4 separate regions of the Homo sapiens genome follow, and all the other regions are linked to region 4. Evidence: chromatin contacts called from ENCODE Hi-C or POLR2A ChIA-PET data. All regions are on one chromosome and are shown on one strand. The core of a region is the stretch at or near the end of the contact, and the rest is flanking DNA. Distances in the headings are between cores, read along the strand shown.

Region 1 (2,797 bases), core at 15-2,514, 1.1 Mb after region 4:
GAAGAAATGATACACAGAGAGGCCAAGAAGAATCTGAACAAACAGACCTTGCTGGGCTTCCTTCCTCAGTTTATTAACATTAGAGTATATCCTTTGTCCAGTCACATTTTTACACAGTTGTCTATTCTTCATGGGTCCTACGCATAAAAATAGAGATCTCCCTGGTCTCTGAAGTGCCTGGTGGTGTAAAACTTTGATTAGATTTGCTCTGCTTTTACCTTGTTAACCTATCTTCTGTTTTAAGGAGTGGTGGCTGTGATCCTTACAATGGGTGGTGAGGAAAGGTACTAAAGTTTTCGGCCCCTACGTTGCACTTTAAATAAATAAATGTATAAAAGCAAAGTAGACAAAGACACATGAAGTCATAATGAAAATACCAGAGTCAGCCAAGGAAGAAGGCAGACTTGCAGTTGAAATGCTCCAGATCACTTTGTCCACCGAACGAAAACATCTAAGAACATACAGTCCATACTCCAAGTTTTAAACGACTGTCCACCAAGAAGGGAAAAGGAGAACTGATGGCTCCTCTTAGGCCCATTCAAGACAAGGGGGTCCCAATTCCCTTGCTTTAGACTGGTGGGACTGGCAGGTAAACCTGAGGCAAATGACTGACTACAGGTTCCAAGGCCAGTTACTCCAATTAGAAAGCAAAACACAAAGTTTCAAAAAACAGTGAAGGCAGTCGGGAGGCTGAGGCACGACAATCGCTTTAACCCGGGAGACGGAGGTTGCGGTGGGCCGAGATCACGCCACTGCACTCCAGCCTGGACAACAGTGCGAGACTCCGTCTCAAAAACAACAACAACAACAAATGGTGAAGGGATGAGGCTGAAACATCACGGGAAGTAAAATAAATAATTGTAACAAGAAAACAATAAAGCATTGGAGAATCCACCCAGGCACTTCCACTGCTTAAAAAGGTACAGACTACAGAAGCCAAAAGGCCCGGGAACTCCGGTCCCGGAACTCAACACCCAGACTGAAGCGAGCGCGGGGAAGCAGTTCCGGTGACCCCCTCCCGCCCCTCTCTCATCAACCCCGCCCCCTGGGCCCGCCCCGTCCCGCCCGGCTACTCACTGGATTCGCTTCCCACATAACGGTGACAAAATCGAGCGGAGAGAGCCTGTGGGAAGGGGCTAGCCGCGGGGCCTGGGTGTTGGATTTTTTTTTTTCCCGCGGGTCCCCGGGAGCGAAGGGACGGAGATGCAACCTTTACGAAGGCCTTCCTCCTCCCCCTCCCTGTCACAAGCCAGCGTTTACAGACCACCCAACCTCCCGACTTCCGCCCGACGTTGGCCAGTCAGATCTGTCTCCGCCCCACTCCTACAAGCTCGCCCCGCCCCTGCACGCTTATCCATACGCGCGCGGGCGGTCGTCCTGGGCGGGGCTTGCGAGTCTGTGTCTGACGAAGGAGTTTAAAGGGTTTCTGGTCCAACTGTATCACCCAGTGATCTTAAAGCCACGGCTGGCTGTATTTCTTTCCTATGAAACAAATTTTTATTGATCACCGTGTAACGACCAAGAGTCACACAGGCCTGGCAATGGCATTTGGGAGAAACTTCATAATCTTTCAATATCTTCATCCTCAAAATGGAGATGGTAGTAATATCTCCCTATGAGTGAGATTATTGAAAGCATTTAGCACAGTATTTGGCACACAGAGTTCAATAAGTGACGGTTATTTGCTCACAAGGGAACCTTTACATACTATCCCTGCCCTCAAGATTTTATAATCTAGAAAAGAAAGCAAAAAGTAGTTTAGAAAAGTTAAAAAGTGCAATATGATTTATAGGTAATATGGTGAATAGAGAGTGCTATGCGAGCATATTTACCTAGAGTAGAGTGTCAGGAAAGCTCCCTCAAGATGTTTAAAACCATGAGGATGTATTCCTACTGATGTAAAGAGAGCTAACAGAGTGAAATAATCTTCCATGCAACAAAGGATCTACCCCATAGGAAATGAAAATTAAACAGCTCATTATAGATCCTTCTGGACTTTTCTATGCCTCTACACATTGAAAAAAATGTAATCAAAGAATACCTATAGATTTAGAACCTGATTTTTTTTTCACTTTAAAGATTATGTGGCTATCCTTCCATTCCATTAAGTTTAAATCTGTTTCATCATTTTATTTATTTATTTAGGCAGAACCTCGCTCTGTCGCCCAGGCTGGAGCGCAGTGGCGCCATTTTGGCTCACTGCAACCTCCGCCTCCCGAGTTCAAGCGATTCCCGTGCCTCAGGCTCCTGAGTAGCTGGGATTACAGATGTGCGCCACCACGTCCCGCGAATTTTTGTATTTTTAGTAGAGACAGGTTTTCGCCATGTTGGCCAGGCCAGTCTCGAACTCCTGACCCCAGGTGATCCACCTGCCTTGGCCTCCCAAAGTGCTGGGATTACAGGTGTGAGCCATCTTGCACCCGGCCATATTTTAAAGTAGACTCATGGCATTCCATAACTTATGCGTATACTACGTACACACAAATAGACACACACATTTGAAATAATCTACTGAATAGACGTTTGAGTGGTTTTCTATTTTTCACTATCCCAAAAAAATCCTTCAACAGGCATTTCTTCACATTTGTCCATTTACTTCTTGGAATTAATTCCTGGAAATAAAATAGTTTACTAAGAGATTATTTTTGCCAAATGGTTGACCAGTTGCCCCCATGTCATTTAGTGAATATTCTTTCCTCACTACTTTGAAGTGCCACTGTTAATTACAACCTAAATTTGCATATACATATACATAGGTATACATACACGTATATATCTGTTTCTGAACATTCTCCTC
Region 2 (3,155 bases), core at 112-2,611, 1.2 Mb before region 4:
CTTTTCCAGGGACAGATCGTAGAACTAAAACTTTTTTCTTTTTTTTTGAGACGGAGTTTCGCTCTTGTTGCCCAGGCTGGAGTGCAATGGCGCGATCTCGGCTCACTGCAAACCTCTGCTTCCCAGGTTCAAGCGATTCTTCTGCCTCAGCCTCCCTAGTAGCTGGGATTACAAGCATGTGCCACCACGCCTGGGCTAATTTTGCATTTTTAGTAGAGACGGGGTTTCTCCATGTTGGTCAGGCTGGTCTTGAACTCCCGACCTCAGGTGATCCGCCCGCCTTGGCCTCCTAAAGTGCTGGGATTACAGGCATAAGCCACCATGCCCGGCGAACTAAAACATTTTTGAAAGCTTTTTTTTTTTTTTTTTTTGCTTTTTGAATTAGCAGTCTGGGCTGAAAATCGGCATTTCCCCCTATCGCCTACAAAAGGAGCCTATATATATATATATATATCTACAAAAGGAGATTTTGTATATATACATATATATATATAAAATCAGTAGTAAAATATGAAAAAAATTGCAGATATTCCTATCTCTACAATGTCTTTGAATTCAGGGAAGGATGGAGGGGGTGTTTAAGCTGGTGCACTTCCTCTTGGATTTGTTTTCCTAAAATTCTGGTCCTTGCCCTGCAGGGTCTTGCTCCGACTCTCCTTCCCCAACTCTGTCTGAGTGTTTGCCCCTGCAAGAGATGCTTATCCGTGCTCCGAGTTGCTAAGTGGCAAAGTGCACAGTTTCCAACCCTTAATGTTTCCTCCTCTCAGCAGTGCCAGACGCCTGTCATCCATCTCTAAGCCAAGGACCATTTCCAGAGGAATGTCAGGCTGCAGCTCAGACCCAGGGCATTTGGGATGGAAGGGTCATTGCAGGCCCCATCTTTGAAGTGTCTGTCAGGATGGGGTGTCAGTTCCTTTATGTCTTGGACCTGGAGCTGCCCGGCTAAGTGCTGGTGCCTTTAACCTTGGGGAGAGCCTTCCTTCCTCCTCTGCTCTAAGCCAGCTTTAAGCCCCGAGATTGGAGTGGATAAGTGCTTGTTATTCTGAGTCCTTTCTGGGTGGCCTTGGAGGTTAGTGAGCCTCTCTAGAGCTTCAGTTTCTCCACCATAAAATAGTGGGAATAATTCCGTACCAGAAAAAACTCAGGAAGACTTTTGCCAACAGTCATATGCACTGATGATGGCTGTGCTGTCTCTTGCACCTGCAGTGGTCTCTGCTTAGCTCTGAATAAAGACACAATCTGGGGGCTCTTGAAAAGAAATCTAAGAGAAACCCTTGAAAAATGAGTCCTGACTCAGTTGGTGACAATAGCCATGCATAAGAAAATGCTCTGCAGCCGGCTTGCGTTTTCATCCCGCCATCTGCACGTCTAGGCCTGCTGCCAGGGTTGGTTGCCATGGTGCGTCAGCATGCTGCCGTTGAAAAGCACTCTGTAAGCAGCTTTCTGGTCTGCTCTTGCTTTTACATTTTGATTTGGGATAACTCAAGTTCAAATCTACTCCACGTTGTGGCGGTTCTGTGACTTCTGGGGTAGACTTGTTTTAGATGAACCGCTCCTGCAGGCAGGCCCAGCTGCTTGCAGTTCCCTTGCACGTTGCTTCACTGTGTTACTCCAGCTCTCCCAAGGGGGCGTCTGGGGGCTGCTCGGGAGGAAGACGGTGGTCTTGCTCACAAATGGATGGTGTATGGCAAGACTCCTGATGACTCTATGGAGTTAGTGACTACATGGTAACATGGGGAAAGGGACCATTTAATTCTCAGGGTATTTGACAGGATCAGGGAGAGTTTTGGGCTAACCACGGCTATGCCAGTGATTTCTGTGATAGGCTTGTGATACAATTGGATTCTTTTTTCTGACTTGTGCTCCTATTACGCAAAAGCTGGACACATTTTGTTATTTTGTTTTGTTTTGCTTTGTTTCTAGAGATGGAGTCTTGCCCTGTTGCCCAGGCTGGAGTGCAGTGGCACAAGCATAGCTTGCTGCATCCTCAAATTCCTGGGCTCAAGTGATCCTCCTTCCTCAGCCTCCCCAGTAGCTGGGACTACAGGCACCAGCCACAGTGCCTGGCTGTATTTTGTTGGTTATTATTTATTTGTTTGAGGCTTTGATCAAGATGGAGATATCTTTGTTTTCCGATTGTGAAAAGGATGCATTGATTGTAACAGGTTTTGAGGAATGAGAAACCAGTAGAGTAGAAAGTGAAAGTGCCTGGTGCCATCCTCCCGGCTGATGGGGACAAGTTGCCTTGCCGCCCCAGGGTTCTTTTCTGTGGTGCCTCTTTTATGTTTTCCCCCTGAGCACCTGAGCATCTTGGAAAGATCTTTGCATGCATTTGAAAAGCTATCTATCCCCTACCCTACCGGCCCCTCCTGTGTACTAGGCCTGTGGCTACCCCAGCCACCCTCTGGGCCTCTTCCACCGGGATCCTCCTTCTTACTGCCTTCTTTCTCTTCCCCTAGGCTGTGTATAAGATGGCAGACGTAGCCTGCAAATGCCACGGCGTCTCGGGGTCCTGCAGCCTCAAGACCTGCTGGCTGCAGCTGGCCGAGTTCCGCAAGGTCGGGGACCGGCTGAAGGAGAAGTACGACAGCGCGGCCGCCATGCGCGTCACCCGCAAGGGCCGGCTGGAGCTGGTCAACAGCCGCTTCACCCAGCCCACCCCGGAGGACCTGGTCTATGTGGACCCCAGCCCCGACTACTGCCTGCGCAACGAGAGCACGGGCTCCCTGGGCACGCAGGGCCGCCTCTGCAACAAGACCTCGGAGGGCATGGATGGCTGTGAGCTCATGTGCTGCGGGCGTGGCTACAACCAGTTCAAGAGCGTGCAGGTGGAGCGCTGCCACTGCAAGTTCCACTGGTGCTGCTTCGTCAGGTGTAAGAAGTGCACGGAGATCGTGGACCAGTACATCTGTAAATAGCCCGGAGGGCCTGCTCCCGGCCCCCCTGCACTCTGCCTCACAAAGGTCTATATTATATAAATCTATATAAATCTATTTTATATTTGTATAAGTAAATGGGTGGGTGCTATACAATGGAAAGATGAAAATGGAAAGGAAGAGCTTATTTAAGAGACGCTGGAGATCTCTGAGGAGTGGACTTTGCTGGTTCTCTCCTCTTGGTGGGTGGGAGACAGGGCTTTTTCTCTCCCTCTGGCG
Region 3 (3,086 bases), core at 566-3,065, 1.2 Mb before region 4:
CTGCAATGATCTGTGCGTAAGTGTGCGTGTGAGTGTGTGGGGGCGGTGGTAATGGGAGGATGAACAGGGCGGGACAAGGGGAGCTGGTGCTGCCGCCCTCACCTGACCTTCTCACTGTCCGTCATCTGCCAGAGTCCCAGGTTGAGTACCTTGAGGCACGGCAGCTGCGTGATGCGCTCCAGGCCGCGCTTGGTGATTCGGGTGCAGCCGTACAGGTCTATGCCGGTGAGTTGGCTCAGGTGCTCAGCGATCAGCTCCAGGCCCTTGTCCGTGATGCGCACACACTGTCCAATGTTGAGCGTGCGCAGCCCGTGCATCTGCCGCACCATGCGGTTGATGCCATCATCACTGATGTGGCAGGAGCAGAGGGAGAGAGACTTGAGGCCATCCAGCCCCTGGGCTATGTAAGCCAGACTCTGGTCTCCCACCTTGTCACAGAACGAAACATCCAGCCCCGAGAGGCGCAGGCTGCCCATGGCCAGATGCATGATGCCCGTGTCACTGATGTTGTCACAGGAGCGCAGGTTGAGGCTGCGCAGGCTGCCCATGTGCGACAGGTGCAGGAGGCCAGCGTCCGAGATTCCCCCACAGAAGCTGAGGTTGAGGAGCCTCAGGCCCGTCAGCCCTCGGGAGATGTGCTTTAGAGAAAGATCTGTGAGCTTCTGGCAGTCCTGTAGCGTGAGCTGCTCCAGGCCCAGGCAGCCCTCCGCCGCGCTGCGCGTCATGCCGGCCAGGTGCCCGATGCCCACATCCGAAAGGTGGCGGCAGCTGCGGAGGTTAAGGCTCTTGAGGCGCTGCAGACCCCAGGCGATGAGCAGAAGGCCAGTGTTGGTGATGTTGCTGCAACCTCCCAGCTCCAGCACCTCCAGGCCCTTGAGGTACTGGGCTATGCGGCCCAGGCTGCTGTCAGTGATCTGCTTGCAGAGGCTCAGGTTGAGAGCGCGCAGGGAGCCGATCTCCTGCACAAACGCGTGGCCCAGCCCGTTGTCGGTGAGGTTGTAGCAGCCGCTGAGGTTGAGGCTCTCGATGTTGGCCATGCCCTGGATCACGTAGCTGAGGCTGCGGCGGAGGCTCAGGATCTGCACCCGGCGGATGCCCCGGGCCTGCAGGCTGGGGAACAGCGACGGGTTGGCCCGGCGCAGGTGCAGCTTGGCCTCCACCCCCCGCCACACCGACTTGTGGTAGGCGGCGTCCCGCCAGGCGGTGCACACCTGCGCCGCGCGCCCCTTGTCCCGGACGTCCAGGTAGCCGAAGATCATGGCCAGCAGCTCCGGGAACAGGCATGAGATGTGGGTCTCCATCTTCCTCCTCCCCCCTCCGCGGCGCTGGGGGGAGGAGGCGCGGGCCCCGCCGCTCCGGCCTCGGGCAGGCGACGAGAGCGCTTCTCCCCAGCCGCCGCCGCCGCCGCCGCCGCCGCCTCGGGCCCAACGGCCGGCCCCTCCCCGCCTTCCGGCTCCGGCCGCCGCCGCCGCTCCTCCTCCTGGTCCGTCCGTCCTTCCTTCCTGCCGGCTGCGCCTCCGGCCCGGCCCTCCCCCGCCCCGGGCTCCGCACGGCGCTCACATCCCGGGCGGGGAAGGCGCCTCGCTCTCGCTCCCGGAGGCCGGCCGCCGCCGCCGCCTCGGCTCTACCCACGCCGCGCCCGGGCCGCGCCGCTCCGCCCGCGCCGCCGCGCCCACGCCCCCTGCCGCATCCTCCGCCTCCTGCCGCCGCCGCTGCTCCGCGGGCCGGCGGGCGGCGAGGGGGCCCCGGGGGCCGGGCGCACGGGCTCCGGGCGCGGAGGAGGCTTCCTGCTGCCTTTGTCTCTCGCCCGCTTTTCAAACCTCCCAGCCCCGGGCCGCCCGCACTCCGCCGCCCAGGCGGGGGGACCAGGAGGCCAATCCCGGCCGGCGGCGTGCGTTCCTTCTCCCCCGCCGTCCGCGGCCACTTGGGAGCTGCCGGCCCCCGCACCAAGGACGCCGCGGCCGTCCGGCCGGAGCGCGGCTCGGCGCAGACCCCGGGCGAGCAGGCGGGCCGTGCGTTTGGTAGCGCCCGGGCCGGCCCCGGCTCCGCCGCCCTGCAGCGCGTCCCCTCCGCCGCTCCCGCTCCCCCGCGCCCGCGCAATGGTACGGGCCTGCGCTGCCGGAACTGTGGAGCCGTTGCCCTGGAAACCGAGTTCGGCCTGGTCCCGTGGCCCCTGATTTTTAACCCTGTGGGCGCCACGGGGGAGCGGCAGCTGTCAGCAGAGCGCCTCCCCACCCGGCTTCTTTTCACCCGGTAGCCCGTTATTGAGCCGTTCCCTCTCTGGGCCACGCCCCAGCCCCGTTCCTTCTTTTTCTTTGCTGTTGAAGTCTGCGCAGCCCCTTCCCACAGTTTACCCCTGCAATTCGTTACCCTTATTTCACACCCCTCTCCCTTGATTATCCCTGCGAGAGCCGCCTCCTATAGCAGTGCTCAATAATCGTCACCCCAACTCTCCTTTTCTTACTGTCCCTAATGCCCCTTAACGCCTCATTATCACACCCCCTGCTCCCCCGGTTGGGGCTGTTTACTACGACGCCTTTCTCTCCAGTCTTGTGTCTTAAATTGGAGAGAAACTCGGCTGTACTCATCTTAAACAATGACCCCCTCCAGTCGGTGTTCTAGAAATTTCTAGAATTATCCATGACTACTTCCTTCTAGCATCTTCTGATGGTTTCCAGACACGCTGTGTGTGTTTCCCTCGGTACTTGATACATCAAAACTTCCCTCTACTTCTGAACGCTGCTGCGCCACCAATGCCCTCAGTCCGCTTTGCTTACAGGGGAACAGCCTTCCCCTAAGCCTTGTTTTAGGAGCTTTCTCCTTGTCATCAGCCTTAGACTATCAGTTGTATGGCTCAGTTGTACTGATAGTCAATATATTCGTATATGCTGAATCCAATTTACTTTTTGATTAAAATGGAATGACAGTTGAACTTGGTTTAAGACAATCCAGTCGTGTCTGTTGGTTTATCAACCGTTTTATGGAAGCAGGGCACAATTCCATTCTAGGATGTAGCCCCTGGGTCCTAAATGTCCGTACTAAGGATAGAATTTCAGAAGTTTCATTTTAACTACCCCCAAACCAAG
Region 4 (2,971 bases), core at 363-2,862:
AGTGGATTTAACCCCTACAGAGGCAGCGCCCCGTATCCTCTGAAGCTGTCTCCAGCCACCTAAAGAGACGTCTTCATTATGGCTCAACTCATTTGGGCTGTAAATTGCTGAAGCGAAGGGCTTTTTCTTCTGCATCCCTTTCAAGTTCCGTCGGCAGGGACTACAATAAATCATCACATTATGACGCTGAAAGTTCATCTCTAAAAAGCTTTCAATTTAGTTTGATGAGACTAATGGCGTCCAATCGCACAGTGCCGGGCACATAACGGGAAGTCCAAAAATACAGTTATTATTGGAATAAAAATTCAGGCTGGGCGCAGTGGCTCACGCCTGTAATCCGAGAACTTTGGGAGGCCGAGGCGGGCGGATCATTTGAGACCAGATGTTCGAGACCAGCCTGGGCAACATGGCGAAACCCCGTCTCTACTAAAAATACAAAAATTAGTCGGCGTGGTGGCGGACGCCTGTAGTCCCGGCTACAGAGAGCCAAGATCGCACCACCGCACTGCAGCCTGGGCGACAGAGCAAGACCCTGTCTCAAAAAAAAAAAAAAAAGAAAAAAAAATCAGCCAAGACTTGGAAAAAGAAATTTAAAAAAGGAAAATTCATGCAGCCAGTAACTATTGGGACATCACTCACCAGGCACTATGCTAAACTGGGGTTAGGTGCTGAGCAAAACCAGGCCCCTCTCTAGATGGCTCTCTAGGTCCCACGACCATAGCTTAGGTGACACCGGCACCTGCGCGCTCCACAGCCTGTCGAAAAACACTCGGGAAGCAAACATTGAGAAGAAAATACTCCTTCTGTGGGCCTTTAGGAAAACCGAGTGACTTTTTTCGTGAGGGGAACCCATCTTTGTAAGCATTCGCGGAAACGGCAGTTTTATTACCGCCGGGAAGGGTCCCCTGAGTGTGTGCCCCATCTGAGTTCCGAGCTGGGCGGGCCATGCCTTGCCAACCCCGCTGCTCGCAGCATCTGCAGGCGCTGAGCGAGGCATCGCTGCCTGGCCGGGGCTTCTCGGATCTGGGGAAATCGAGGTCGCTTTCCCCGGCTCTCTGCAGCGGGGCAGCGCTGTCCACTCACTCCCCGCTCCCCGCGCACGCCCTTGCCCTCTTTCCCCCAAGTAGGGAAGGGTCTACGCGGGTCATAGCAGAGAGGCCACGCCGCCCGTGGTGACGGCCGGTCCCGGGGAGGGGGCGCCGCCACTGCCATCCCGCAGCCTGCGCTCCCCACACCCCGCCGCAGGCGCAGCGGACTGGTGGAGTGATGTCGGGAGATCGATCGAGAAGAATCTGGAAGAATCCGGTTAGACAGGGAAGCGGGCGGGGATGGGAGGGAGGGAGGAAGGGCCAAGGGAGGCCGCCGGGGAGATCCCGAGTCCGAGGGTCCCAGGAGAAGGGGGAGGGGGCAGGCAGCCAGAAGGAGGCAAGAACCAAAAAAAAAAAAAGAAAAAAAAATTCCGAAGCGCCCGCAGCACTGAGCCCGAACCGGCTCAGTCCCGCCGTCTCTAGAAAGTTCTGCACCCCGCCCCCTCTGTCTGCGCTCCCGCTCCTCCCAGCCCCTCCCTCGCGGCGGGGCGGGACCAATCGCTCCCCGAGCCGCTCCTGACCCACCTACCCCAGCTCTCGCGCCGCGTGCAGAGGTGCTCAAGCCTCCTCGCGGTCCGCAGTCAGTGCCGCCGCGCCCGGCCTCCCGCACGCCCCGCAGGTAGCGCCCCCGCCCGCGGCCCAGAGTGCGCTCGCGCCGGCACCAGCTCCCGGATAAACGGCGCGCCGCGCGGAGATGACAGCCGAGGAGATGAAGGCGACCGAGAGCGGGGCGCAGTCGGCGCCGCTGCCCATGGAGGGAGTGGACATCAGCCCCAAACAGGACGAAGGCGTGCTGAAGGTGAGGGGCGGCGGGGCCTGCGGAGGCGTCGGAACCCGGGGCCCCGCGGGCCGCCCTTCCGCCGCGCCCGGAGCCCGCGGCCGGGCACGGGTCGAGGCGGCCGCCTTTGCAGCCTCGCGGCCGTCCCGCCGGGGGCCGGTGGCATCGCCGTCCCGGACCGGGCTGCGTCGTTTAAGGCACCGAGGCCGGCCATGCGCTCGGCAGGGGGGCGGCCTAGGTGCGCGGGCCGAGGCCCCAGGCTCCCCAGCCGGCAGCGCCCGGGCCCGGGCAGGGGGTCGGGATTGCAGTGCCCACCCCGGCGCGCGCGGGGCGGCGGAGAGGGGCGGGGCGAGGCGACCGCCGCGGGCACCCGAGCCGCAGCCCGGGGCCAGGCCGGGCCTCCCACGCCACGCCGCCCCCGACCTCGCGGCCCCAGCGGAGCTGCCAGCCGCGGGCCGCCTCGTTGGTGGCGGTGCCAGGGCTCGCCCACCCGGGCGGTGGAACACGGGCCAGGACGGGGAGCGACTCCCCACAGTGCTTTCCTGGCCCTTCGGCCTTTGTGCGACGCAGGCGCGACAGGGTTCCGGCGCCCTCCCGGGGTCCCCTGCCGACGCCGGGACCCAGCGAGGTCCCCACTCGCCGCGCGGCGCCCCCTCCCTCGGCCCCGGGGAGGCCGGGCGCGGGGCATGCCGGGAGCTGTAGTCCCCTCCCCCCTCCGCCGCCTCCCGGAGCCAGGGCTGCGGGGTGTGGGGCGGGGAGGAGGCGCTCTGCTGTGGAGCCTGCCGCCGAGTGACCGCTCGACTACAAATAGCCTGGGGAGCTGCGGGGAGGGCATCTTGACCTGGGCCAGGACAACCTGCCTTGGGTCGGAGCAGGTTCCAGGGAGAATCAGAGATGGTGAATTCCCAGCCTGCGTCTTATGCCTTCTCCCCATCCGCTGCTGCGTCCTCATCCTGGCTTCCCACCGCTGAGCTCCGCGTGTGCGGCACCCACCTCAGGGGGCCTTTACCTGGTCCAGAAGTGCATCTGTCTTTGCACCAGATTATTGGGGACCTCAAGCGTCTGCTCCAGCGGCTCTCCTGTGGCATGTGACTTCCCCTTCTCG

What was found. Hi-C counts contacts between places; a loop is a spot of excess contacts on that map. ChIA-PET counts read pairs that join two places held with the same protein, here RNA polymerase II (POLR2A). Pooled maps may share reads with other maps.
Region 1: a map of B cell shows a loop between it and region 4 (7-fold over the local background). The contact joins the promoter of PARP11 here to the promoter of FKBP4 in region 4. A Hi-C loop is called at or near these places in 2 of 168 maps with a recorded cell type or tissue (B cell and gastrocnemius medialis), 1 of 37 single-sample maps with no recorded cell type and 9 of 50 pooled maps.
Region 2: a pooled map shows a loop between it and region 4 (2.0-fold over the local background). The contact joins the enhancer-like site here to the promoter of FKBP4 in region 4. A Hi-C loop is called at or near these places in 1 of 168 maps with a recorded cell type or tissue (B cell) and 4 of 50 pooled maps. POLR2A ChIA-PET finds 5 or more read pairs at or near these places in 1 of 52 experiments (OCI-LY7).
Region 3: a loop to region 4 is called in a map of CD8-positive, alpha-beta T cell, with 22 times the contacts of the local background. The contact joins the promoter of FBXL14 here to the promoter of FKBP4 in region 4. A Hi-C loop is called at or near these places in 1 of 168 maps with a recorded cell type or tissue (CD8-positive, alpha-beta T cell) and 6 of 50 pooled maps. POLR2A ChIA-PET finds 5 or more read pairs at or near these places in 1 of 52 experiments (WTC11).

Annotation. Positions count from the first base shown.
Region 1 is chr12:3,872,135-3,874,931 of GRCh38, forward strand. PARP11 (poly(ADP-ribose) polymerase family member 11) reads right to left here and starts at 1,265. Exons shown (of 8, transcript NM_020367.6): 1 at 1,078-1,265. The coding sequence starts at 1,095. All of the region lies in intron 1 of PARP11-AS1 (PARP11 antisense RNA 1), which reads left to right. RefSeq lists a silencer at 933-1,042 and enhancers at 1,714-2,234, 2,235-2,754.
Region 2 is chr12:1,643,335-1,646,489 of GRCh38, forward strand. WNT5B (Wnt family member 5B) reads left to right here. Exons shown (of 5, transcript NM_032642.3): 5 at 2,460-3,155. The coding sequence ends at 2,918. Among named protein-coding and RNA genes, the nearest start is that of MIR3649, 15 kb to the right of the region's middle. Within about 2 kb of position 1,362, at least 2 of the 41 ENCODE cell types and tissues checked have a DNase peak (open chromatin) inside an H3K27ac peak, as active enhancers do.
Region 3 is chr12:1,592,766-1,595,851 of GRCh38, forward strand. It overlaps FBXL14 (F-box and leucine rich repeat protein 14), which reads right to left and starts at 1,816. Exons shown (of 2, transcript NM_152441.3): 1 at 108-1,816. The coding sequence starts at 1,301. RefSeq lists enhancers at 1-373, 891-1,080, 2,451-2,520 and silencers at 291-340, 1,321-2,190.
Region 4 is chr12:2,793,358-2,796,328 of GRCh38, forward strand. It overlaps FKBP4 (FKBP prolyl isomerase 4), which reads left to right and starts at 1,613. Exons shown (of 10, transcript NM_002014.4): 1 at 1,613-1,887. The coding sequence starts at 1,783. The region is part of intron 2 of ITFG2-AS1 (ITFG2 antisense RNA 1); the gene reads right to left. RefSeq lists enhancers at 492-1,037, 1,038-1,582 and silencers at 1,432-1,811, 1,842-1,901, 2,252-2,661.